2 separate regions of the Mus musculus genome follow, and region 1 is linked to region 2. A link is a loop called in an ENCODE intact Hi-C map of the cell type or tissue named here. Cell type or tissue: heart. All regions are shown on one strand.

Region 1 (5,000 bases), 62 kb after region 2:
ACAACTAAAACTCTAATACATACATATATACACATATACACACCCACCATAGATGCAATTCTATTGTCACCACAGACAAAATCATACTTCTTTCCTGAACTTAGAAAAATATACGCAAAAAAGGATAAAAATTCCTTGACCCCAAATCCCAATATCAACCCAGAATCCATGGATGAAAATGGAGCATTAAAAACTCCAGGAAAAGCCAGACAACAAAGGCATATGTCTTTAATCCCAGAACTCAGGAGGCAGAGGCAGGCAGATCTGAGTTCTAGCCCAGCCTGGTCTACAGAGGGAGTTCCAGGATAACCAGGGTTACACAGAGAGACTCTGTCTTGAAAGAAAGAAGGAAAGAGAGAAAGAAAGAAAGAAAGAAAGAGAGAGAGAGAGAGAGAGAGAGAGAGAGAGAGAAAGAGAGAAAGAGAGAAAGAGAGAAAGAGAGAAAGAGAGAAAGAGAGAAAGAAAGAAAGAGAAAGAAGCTCCAGGAAAGGGACCAGAGATGGCTCAGCAGTTAAGAGCACTGTCTGCTCTTCCAAAGATCCTAGATTCAATTCCCAGCACCCACATAAGTGGCTTACAACTCCCTATAACTCCAGTTCCAAAGGAACCGAAGCCTTTTTCTGACTCCAAGGGGATCAAGCAAACATAGAGATACATGCAGGCAAAGCAGCCACACACATTAAATAAATTAACTTTAGAAAAAGAAGAACAACAACTCTGGGAAGAGATCCGGATGGCTCAGAAATTTTGAGCATGCTGTTCTTTCAGAGGACCCAAGAACCTATGTGAGGTCCTCACAACCATGTGTAACTCTAGCTCCAAGAGGAATTGCAGGCACCTGCAATCACATATATACACATAAAAATATATATATATATCTTTTTTTTTAAAGCTCTAGGAAGCTTCCCTCACTCCTGTGACTGGATCTAGGCTTCAGGTAGGTAGGTACAGCAGAAAACACGCGGAAGCAAGGGTTCTCCACCACTGCGTTCCAGTGCCAACGGTCTGAACACCCACCCAGAGTTAAGCTTCAGCTCTGATGTGCCCTGAATAAAAGCCCAATGCCAAGCCTGCAGCTTCACACTGGAAAGAACGAAACAAGACGCATGGCAAAATGATGGTCTTCCAAGGATTCGCATGTACAAGCATAAAACATATAAGAGCTCCAATTGGTAGGGAGTTCAACACTCAGGAAGGTCAAAGGGTGGGGTGTGTGGTGGGATTGTAGGAGGCAGTTTGGTGTGGTATCACCTGTACAGGGTGATACAGCTCAGCTCAAGGCTCCATTTGTCATAAAACATGAGAATCGGGTGCTCTTTGTGTGAGAAAACAGAAGGAGAAAAATGGAAAACTAAGTGATGGAGAAGGAGGGGATATCTGCATAGGAAGACTAGGAGATACAGCACGGAGCAGCTCATGTCACAATATAAAGCAAGGCTGGTTTCTGCATCGTTACCTTTGCAAGGTTGCCTGCCTTGGATGACTCTCTTGCCCCTCTCATGTCACACTTGAACTGGCCTTTGAGACAGACAGGTCTACCAGCAGTAATGCTGCTGACCATACCTGGGGCACCTCTAGAACAGAACTCACATGTGACCCATCTGTGCTCTCAGCTCCCAGGAAGCAGCAGGAGAGGACAAGGCAGGTGGTAGGTACTGAGAAAGTTCCAAAGGGTAAAACAGACAAAGAACAGAGAGGCACACTCACACAAGGGAGACACGTCTGTATACAGTGCAGAGCAAGGCTAGAGGAGTGAGAGTGTGCTGTGCGTGTGCATGTGTGTGTGCAAGATGGGCATGCAGGGCACTGTGAGATGCAGGGCAGGGAAAGAGCAAGGGTGCAAGTCATTGTGAGATGCATGGGCAGGTGCAGAGTAGGTGTTCAGGGCATTGTGAGTGCACGGGCAGGTGTGAAGTGCACAGGTGGTACAGAGCATGTATGGGGGGCAGGTGTCAGGTGCAGGGGCATGGACAGAGGCAGGGCAGGCGTGCAGGTCACTGTGAGGTGCACTGGCAGGGCAGGTGCTGGGCAGGTGTGCAGGACAGGTGGAAGAGAGCCTTCCCTGGAAGACAGATGTGCATGACAGATGCACAAAGCATATGGAAAGTGGCCTGTGCCTGGTGCATGTGTTCAGAGCTTGCACGCGGGAACCCGGTGAGGCGCGAGGCCGGCGGGCGCACTTGCCTGCGAAGGCGGCGGCGGCGGCGGCGGCCTCATCGGGGCTGGGCAGAGCCTCGGTACCCATATCCATGTGCCCAGATTCGGCCGCCATCACCGCCACAGCGGTGACCCGCCGCGTCTCGCGCTCCGCCTCGGAGTCTGCGTCCTCCTCCGAGTCCTCGTCTCTGCTTAACACCGGCTCCTCCGCCTCGCTTTCCGCTGCGGCCGCGGCGGCCGCCGCCACCGCGGCAGCGGCCGCCACAGCTGCCGCCTCGGCCAGGCCCAGCTGTTTTGCCGCCGAGTCCGAGTCCTCCATACGGACTCCACCGAGTCCGCCCGAAGGCGCTGTCCGGGACCGCCCGAAGCGCCAGGCACCGAGCCCGAAGCGGGGCCCGAAGAGGCCGCCCGAGTTGGGCCGAGGCCGCCCGAAGCCACCGCCCGAGCAGCGACCGAAGAGGCAGTCTGACGCCCGCCGAACCGAGCCGAAGCTGCCCGCAGAGCCGAGCTGATGGCCCGAGTGTAGAACCGAGCAGCTCCGAAGTTTCCCGAAGCGCAGAATCTAGATAATACGAATGGTCCCGAAGCTTCCCGAAAGCTTACGAGCGTTTCTTGCTCGCTGTCTAAGAAGCGGATCTGACTGTGGTCACCGACCGATAGAGCTGGCCGGCTCTGGGCAGTTTCTCCCCTGCTTCCAACGAAGTCTGGGTTCGCAGACAGACCCTGGCGCCACGGGATTTCTCCAACCCCCTCTCGGGGCGGCGAAAGCCGAACCCACACGAGGCCTCGCCGAACTCCGCCGAATACCTCCGAGCCGAGTTCTCCGGAGCCTCAGTGCCCGCCTCCTTCTATCCGAAAGCTCCCGAGTATTGCCGGACGGGAGAATCGGGCCTCGGCCGCTGTCGGACGCTCGCTGCACCGCGCGGCGGGAGGAGCGAAGATGGCGGGAGGGTGCGGCCAAGAGGCTGCTGGGATTGTGGCGGACCCAGCGGCAAAATGGCGGCCGTGCGGCCAGGTGAGGCGGGCGGGGCTACGCGATCGCAGGGACAGTGTGGTCTCATGCTGTCACGATGAGAGGCTGTCTGGGCTGGCTCTGCAACTCCTCTGATTGTCACCTTGTTATTCCGGAACCTGGTGGCTTAAGCCCACTAGCCCGGATTTCTGCGCCGGAGTTGGAGAGCGAGGGGTGGGGGGGGTGTCTTCCGGTTGGGCGTGGGGGCACTTCGGGTATCCCGGCGGCTGTCCCGAAGCTCGTCTCTGTATTCCAGTGATATACCTGAGGCACACACTGGGATACGCCCCTGTATACAACCATATCACACCTTCTGTGACCCGGGGTCCACCTGTGGATTACCCAGAGTACACTATGGTGGCATACGAACTACACAACCATATTTCACTAAAGCTGACATGCATGGCATACCTATGGCTCATCCTGAGCACACCCTTGGCATACCCGCTGCTCACCCCGAGTACGCCCTTGATACACCTATCTCTCATTTTTTCGATATACCCTTGGCACACCGGGTTTACACATTGAGAATATCCAGGACAACCATATACGTATATTCAGCTCACCCCTGGCATATCCACAATACACTCGAGTTCCCCTGTTGCTCACCCCAGATGTAAGGATGAATAAGAATTACGTTTGTAGGGAAAAAAAATGACTTAGTCAACCTCAAACAACTAAAGCAGGCTTGTTCCAGAGACGTGGCTGTTAAATTCTGGCCATTTGATGATCAGGGCACAGGATCTAGTCACTCAATGACCACAGTTAGTTCAAGACAATAGGCCACTCGCTTTAGACTGGGGTTTTTGTAGCTAAGGGTAGGGAAAGGGTGCTTGTTAAGAGCATTCTAGATAAGTTAGCTGTTTTCCTTAGACAAACTGGTTTTGGAATTTCTGGGTCTTTTGTCTTCTTTTGCACCCGTAGGGTGTCTGGGATAGGGATTGGTGTCTGAAGTCAAGGTCAGCTGCTTTTCTTCCCCAGTTCTCAAATTCCTGGCTTTCTGGAACTTTGAGTCCGTTGGCTTTGATGGGATTTTTTTTTTTTTAAACCAGGTATAGCTGTGACACACCCAGTGTGTCCTAGGGTACATCTTGTCACACCTGCAGCTTACCACATATTCATTCATAGCATGCCTCTGGCATGCGCTAGACTCCAGATATTCATAGCATACATTCAGCTCATCCCAAGCACACTTATAGTTCTCCTCAGCACCTCCAAGGCATACCTGAAGTATACCTTGGTACACCCATGGCATACCTGGTTTACACCAGACACAACCAAGGCATAATGTCAGTTTACCCTGGGTGAATACACACCCATACACACACACACACACACACACACACACACACACACCTGTGGCTAACCTGAGTCCCGGGCAGCCAGAAGGTGCTGTAGTCAATATTTCACCATGGCTGAGTCCCAGGCTAAATGAGGAGGTCTGAGCTCAGATGATATGCAGGCAGGGTCCAGTGCTAGCAATATGGAACAGAAACTGGTCTTAGCCAGCTCAGACCAGTGTTTGTCCATCCATCCATCCATCCAGTTTCCCAATGTTCCTTAATGAAGCAAATTTCAGAAATGTGATTGTACTACACGTGCAGCCTCACCTGCAGGGCATCCCTACTATATGCTTTGTTTAACAGCTGCCACAAACATGGGAGTGCTGTTGTTGTGTGCCTGGTTACAGTAAAAAGGGAGTTCTAGGGGAGAAAATGGTCTTGAAATTAAGTCACATAAAACACCCAGTTTCCAGTCTGGGATTATGGCTATCTCCACTAATCCAACAATTAAGAGGCTGAGTCAGGAAGATGGCTATGAGTTCCAGGCC
Region 2 (5,000 bases):
GCCCTCCAGGTATGCCTTGCATACCCATGGCTCCAGCTGTGGAAAGGACATGTGTTAAGACTCTTTCTTACCTAGCAGCCCACACCTTCCCTTGGCCCACCCAGGCTCTACCTTCACCAGGATCAGGGTCTTCTCCTTGGGCCTCCCTGCTGACAAGTCTTGCCCAAAACCCAGGTAGATGGTGTAGTGTGGTGACCCTTGCCGCCTCCGAGCCCGAAACTCCTCCAGTTCTGTTAAGGAGATAGCTCTGGTGAGCAGGTTAAGAAAGGCTCCAGGCCCCAGAGGACAGCACCCCAGCCAGACACCTTACTGACCTCGGAAGAAAGTGCTGAAGTCGAAGATGGGGGTGTGGCGGTTGCGCTCCAGCAGCTGGGGTGGGGTGGAGGGGCCGGTAGTGCCCATAGGGCTGCCTACCTCCCAGTACACCTTGCACTTGCCCATACGCAGGGCCCACAGTGACGGTCCTCGAAGCTCCAGCTGAAGGCCGGGAGACACATGCTGGAGAAGCGTCTCTGTGTAGTGCAGCTGCTTCTGATCTGGGAGCTCAGCAGGACTGGGAAAGATCACCGGCTGGGGCTCTGAAGTTCTTACTGCTGGGGCCATGGGGCTGTACAGGAACACGCATCTGGGGTGCCCCACCACTGCCTGTAGCACTGTGCGGCCCTTGTACATGATGGTCACATCCAGGAACCCAAGGCTGCGCTCTGTGTATAGACCATGCTGTGAGTGGTAGGTTTGGGTGGAGCATTTTGTCCCATGCCCCCTGCCAAGGACCCATTCACCTCCTACTGAGATGCAGGTGTGAAGGAGCAGTAGGGCAGAATTCTGCCCGGGAGGCTAGGAAAAGCTGTGCTAGCGCCTCCGCTCTAGATCCTCACCGGTGAGAGCTGGCTGTTGAGGCCTGGGACTGGGGACAGCTTCCACCTGCCATGCTGCATAGGGTTCCTCGTAAACACGGTCTTGCTCCTGGCCTGAGGGCAAATTGGAGCTGCCTGTCCATCTTAGCCCAGCTTCCCACCCCTGTCATTTTAACATCCTTATCTTTCCTCCTCCCAGCAAGGACTCTGTTGTCCTCCCTCTCATACAGCCTTGGGCAGATGGGTGTTCTCTAGCTTAGCCCCAGCTCTGTAACAGTAACTGCCTCTCACCAGGAGCCTGTGGTGGGACGGGGTCTGCCCCAGACTCGGATTCCAGTATGTGGCTGTACTGCAGAACCTGAAGCAAGAGGTCCCCGGCATCACTAGAAAGCAGAGGGCTTGGGGTTTGGAGCCCAGCATTTTCTCTTGCCAGAAATGATCCTGGGGACACACCCTGTAATAGACAGCATAGTGGTAGGCACCTGCCGATCCCCCACACCTAGGAAGGATGGACCAGATGTACCTGTGTGGGCAGAGCATTGCTGAGGCTCACTTCTTCCCTATTTTCCGTGGCTGGGCCCACTGAGGGAGAGGAGTGGGGAGGGGAGATTTGGTTACGATGCCCAAGCAGTTCCAAAAGTTCTCTATTTCTCATACCCTCTGTTCCCAAACCACCAGGTACCTCACTCAGCCCAAGGCTCTGACTTAGCAGGAAGTGTGCACTCCCCCTCCACCCCGACACACACACACTTTGGAAGGAGAGGAACTGAATCTACAACTAGTTTCAAAAACCACAAATCAAACCATTGAAACCACCAAAATGACAGAGGCCATGTACCTCCCTGGCCCATCCCTGTTTGTGGCACTGCTCACCAGTAGATCCAAGCTCCCGGCTAAGTTCGTACACCTTATGCGGATCAACTGGATCCCCTGAATTGTCTTGGCGCAAGATAAAACGCCCTGTGCTGTGGAGTGCACAGCGGAAGTTGGTCTTCCAGCCTCTTCGCTCTCTTCGCTCAGCAGCCTCAGCCTCTGGGGGTGGCAGGTTAACTCCACTAGGTGGCCACCTCCCTCGGGCCACAGCCCAGGCCTGAAGGAGAGGAGAGAGCATGGGTTGAGGCTGGATTCCCCCAGGAGTTCTGGCAGATTATAAAGAGGGCAGGACTGGGTACCACCTTGAAGATCTGTGCATCTTCTTCATCCAGATCCCTACGACCGAAATGCTTCCAGGGTACGCGGAAGACTGTGCGAGCCTCGTTCAGCCACTGCAGCCCCTCGTACTGGCCGCTGCTGACCTCCCCCAATAGCCAGTCTCCAAACAGCACTCGCTGGACCCCCCTGCAGGCAGAGCAGCCACGCTGGGGTTAGGGCTAATGTAAGGGACACAGGACCCAATACAACCAGGGTAGACATGTTCTCACCTCACTTCAGCCATTGCTCCGTCTACACAGGCAGTCTGGGAGAATCAAAGTAGATGCTACTACTCTGTGATGCCTTGTAGTCACTGGAGCAGTCAGCTATTGCAAATAAGGCCCCTTGGGTGCCTCTATGGTTTTAGGTTGTAGCCACAGATAGTGTGACCAAGTTTCACAAATGTGTTTTAAACGTTACAAGTGTTGGTAACAGGTAGGAATTTCAGTTTCACAAGTGTGACCCAGGTATTAGGGTGTTGAGGGTCACAGATGAGGTTTGAGAACTTGTGGTCACCTAGGTTCAGAACTCAGTGTAGATTCCTCTGCCAAGGTGGCTGTAGATGTGACTACAGATGTAGCGGGAGCGCACACGTGATGTCACAGGTGTTAATCCAGCGTCCGAGCCTGGATGGGCTGTCACAGGCTGGACCCTGCGAAGACACAAAAGGGGCGGGCCCAGACGAGTAAAACGAAACTGCATCTCAGGAAAATGAAACCTAAACAGTCTAAACAGCGCCCGGTAGCTGCTGGCTTCCCGCTGTCTCCACTGTCTCCATGCCTACCAGTGCAGTCCTCAAACTACACCCGACCCTTACTCAGATCCCAATCCCTGCAGACCCAATTGCAAATCCTGCCGGGACGTCTGCCCTCCTGTTTCCCCCGAGCTTCTCTTCACTGCCCTTCACTGATCACTCACTACTCTGTAGAGGGGACAAGAATTTCCCCTGTGGCACTAGCTCACCTCCCTCCCCGAGTGGCCCAAGAGTCCCACATACCTGGTACCGGAGCCGCCGGGACGGGTTTTATCTCAGTGAAAAGGAGGGTGCCAGTGCTTTTATAGTACTTCGGGCAGAGGCGGGGCAGAGCCCAGGCAGGGTGTGGCTTAAGGGCTCCAGACGTCACTAGGGTGTCACTAGTTTGTAGCACTCAATTGCAAATCCTTCCCTCCTGTTCCCCCCCCACCCCCCAGCTTCTCTTCACTGCCCTTCACTGATCACTCTCTCAGATTCAGTCTTCCAGGCTCTTTGTAGATTCAATGAGAGAGGCTGACCCTGCTTTGGACAGAACAGCCATGTCTTGGAGGACAGTAAGAATAGTAAGTAGGTGGAGGTCTATCTGCCAGGCTCAGCCCCTGGTGGAAGTGTGGGAAAGGTCTTTCCCCAGGACCTCTTCAGGAAAGCACATTGGGACAAGGCAGGGATACCCACAACAGTCAGTAGGTTTTGTTTGTTTATTTGTTTTGTTTAGCTGGCTGAAAAAAATCTTAGAAAGTGGAGTCTAAAGAGAGACTATGGTACAATTTGGCTTAACACTGAGAATGGTACAGATAAGAATATACCATCTGGGGGCTGGTGAGATGGCTCAGCAGGTCAGAGCACGACTGCACTTCTGAAGGTCCTGAGTTCAAATCCCAGCAACCACAAGGTGGCTCACAACCATCCGTAACAAGATCTGACTCCTTCTTCTGGTGTGTCTGAAGACAGCTACAGTGTACTTACATATAATAAATAAATAAATCTGAAAAAAAAAGTAAACTGGGCATGGTGGTGCACGCCTTTAATCCCAGCACTTGGGAGGCAGAGGCAGGCAGATTTCTGAGTTCGAGGCCAGCCTGGTCTACAAAGTGAATTCCAGGACAGCCAGGGCTACACAGAGAAACCCTGTCTCAAAAAACAAACAAACAAAAAACAACAACAACAACAACAAAAGTATACCATCTGGGAAGAATATACCATCTGGACAGAGGTTGAAGCAGAAGGATTGAGGCCAACCTGTGTTATAGAGTAAGACCCTGGAAGCTGAAGAGGCAGCTCAATAGTTAAGAGCCCTGGCTGCTCTTCCAGAAGTCCTCAGTTCAATTCCCAGCAACCATACGGTGGCTCACAACCATTTTTAATGGGACCTGATGCCCTCTTCTGGCACACAACTAAATATATATAATATATCTCCACAGTCAAGGGTTGTGTCCATCCTTCTTCAGAGAATCTTTTGTTTTGTTTTGTTTTGTTTTTGTTTTTTGAGACAGGGTTTCTCTGTGTAGCCCTGGCTGTCCTGGAACTCACTCTGTAGACCAGGCTGGCCTCAAACTCAGAAATCCACGTGCCTCTGCCTCCCAAGTGCTGGGGTTAAAGGCGTGCGCCACCCACCATACCTGGCCAAAGAAGCTTCTTATTGCAGTGGGTAGACCTTTAGGGAAGGGGGTGTCCTTTATTCAGTGATTAAATTGTCCTTGTTCCAGCTGGGTCAAGAAGCTAGAACTAAGAAATAGCTTAGTGGTTAGGGGCACGAACTGCTCTTCCTAGACAACAGGGGTTCAAATCCAGCACCCACATGGCAGCTCACAACTGTAACTCCAAAATTTGACACTGTCACATAGACATGCATGTAGATCATACACTGATACACATAAAAGTAAAAATTTAAAAACACCAAAACCAAACAAAACATTTAAATAGAAACTAGTTAAACTCAGAGGGATACTGAGAAGACGGAAAAGGAGGAAGGGGACTTGTTAAGAAGGCTTCCAACAAGGGGGAAAGAAAATGACAAGGGAGACTGGGGCATGGAAATCACCAGCCGAAATGAAAGTCAAAAGATACATTGTATGTATAAATGCATAAAACTGGATATTTAAAAGTATTCAGGGCTGGAGAGATGGCTCAGTGGTCAAGAGCACTGACTGCTTCACCAGAGGTCCTGAGTTCAATTCCCAGCAACCACATGGTGGCTC

What was found. A loop is a pair of places that touch in the nucleus more often than their neighbours do. Peaks named below come from ENCODE experiments on the same cell type or tissue, not always from the same donor. Only the 100,000 strongest peaks of a DNase experiment are listed, where the experiment ranks them.
Region 1: it touches region 2 in a loop (2.3-fold over the local background); 14 of 42 quality-filtered maps call a loop at or near these places.

Annotation. Positions count from the first base shown.
Region 1 is chr7:141,325,095-141,330,094 of GRCm38, forward strand. It overlaps Deaf1 (DEAF1, transcription factor), which reads right to left and starts at 2,631. Exons shown (of 12, transcript NM_016874.3): 1 at 2,185-2,631. The coding sequence starts at 2,476. It overlaps Tmem80 (transmembrane protein 80), which reads left to right and starts at 3,036. Exons shown (of 6, transcript NM_001141950.1): 1 at 3,036-3,172. In heart, no CTCF peak of the experiment used is centred here; DNase peaks (open chromatin) are centred at 1,997, 2,607 and 3,057; H3K4me3 peaks cover 3,159 bases; H3K27ac peaks cover 2,582 bases.
Region 2 is chr7:141,263,345-141,268,344 of GRCm38, forward strand. Irf7 (interferon regulatory factor 7) reads right to left here and starts at 3,080. Exons shown (of 10, transcript NM_016850.3): 1 at 3,046-3,080; 2 at 2,279-2,700; 3 at 2,033-2,195; 4 at 1,731-1,947; 5 at 1,381-1,439; 6 at 1,149-1,311; 7 at 879-971; 8 at 315-704; 9 at 112-230; 10 at 1-36. The coding sequence starts at 2,292. In heart, CTCF peaks have their summits at 1,908 and 3,429; DNase peaks (open chromatin) are centred at 487, 1,877 and 3,037; H3K4me3 peaks cover 1,365 bases; H3K27ac peaks cover 629 bases.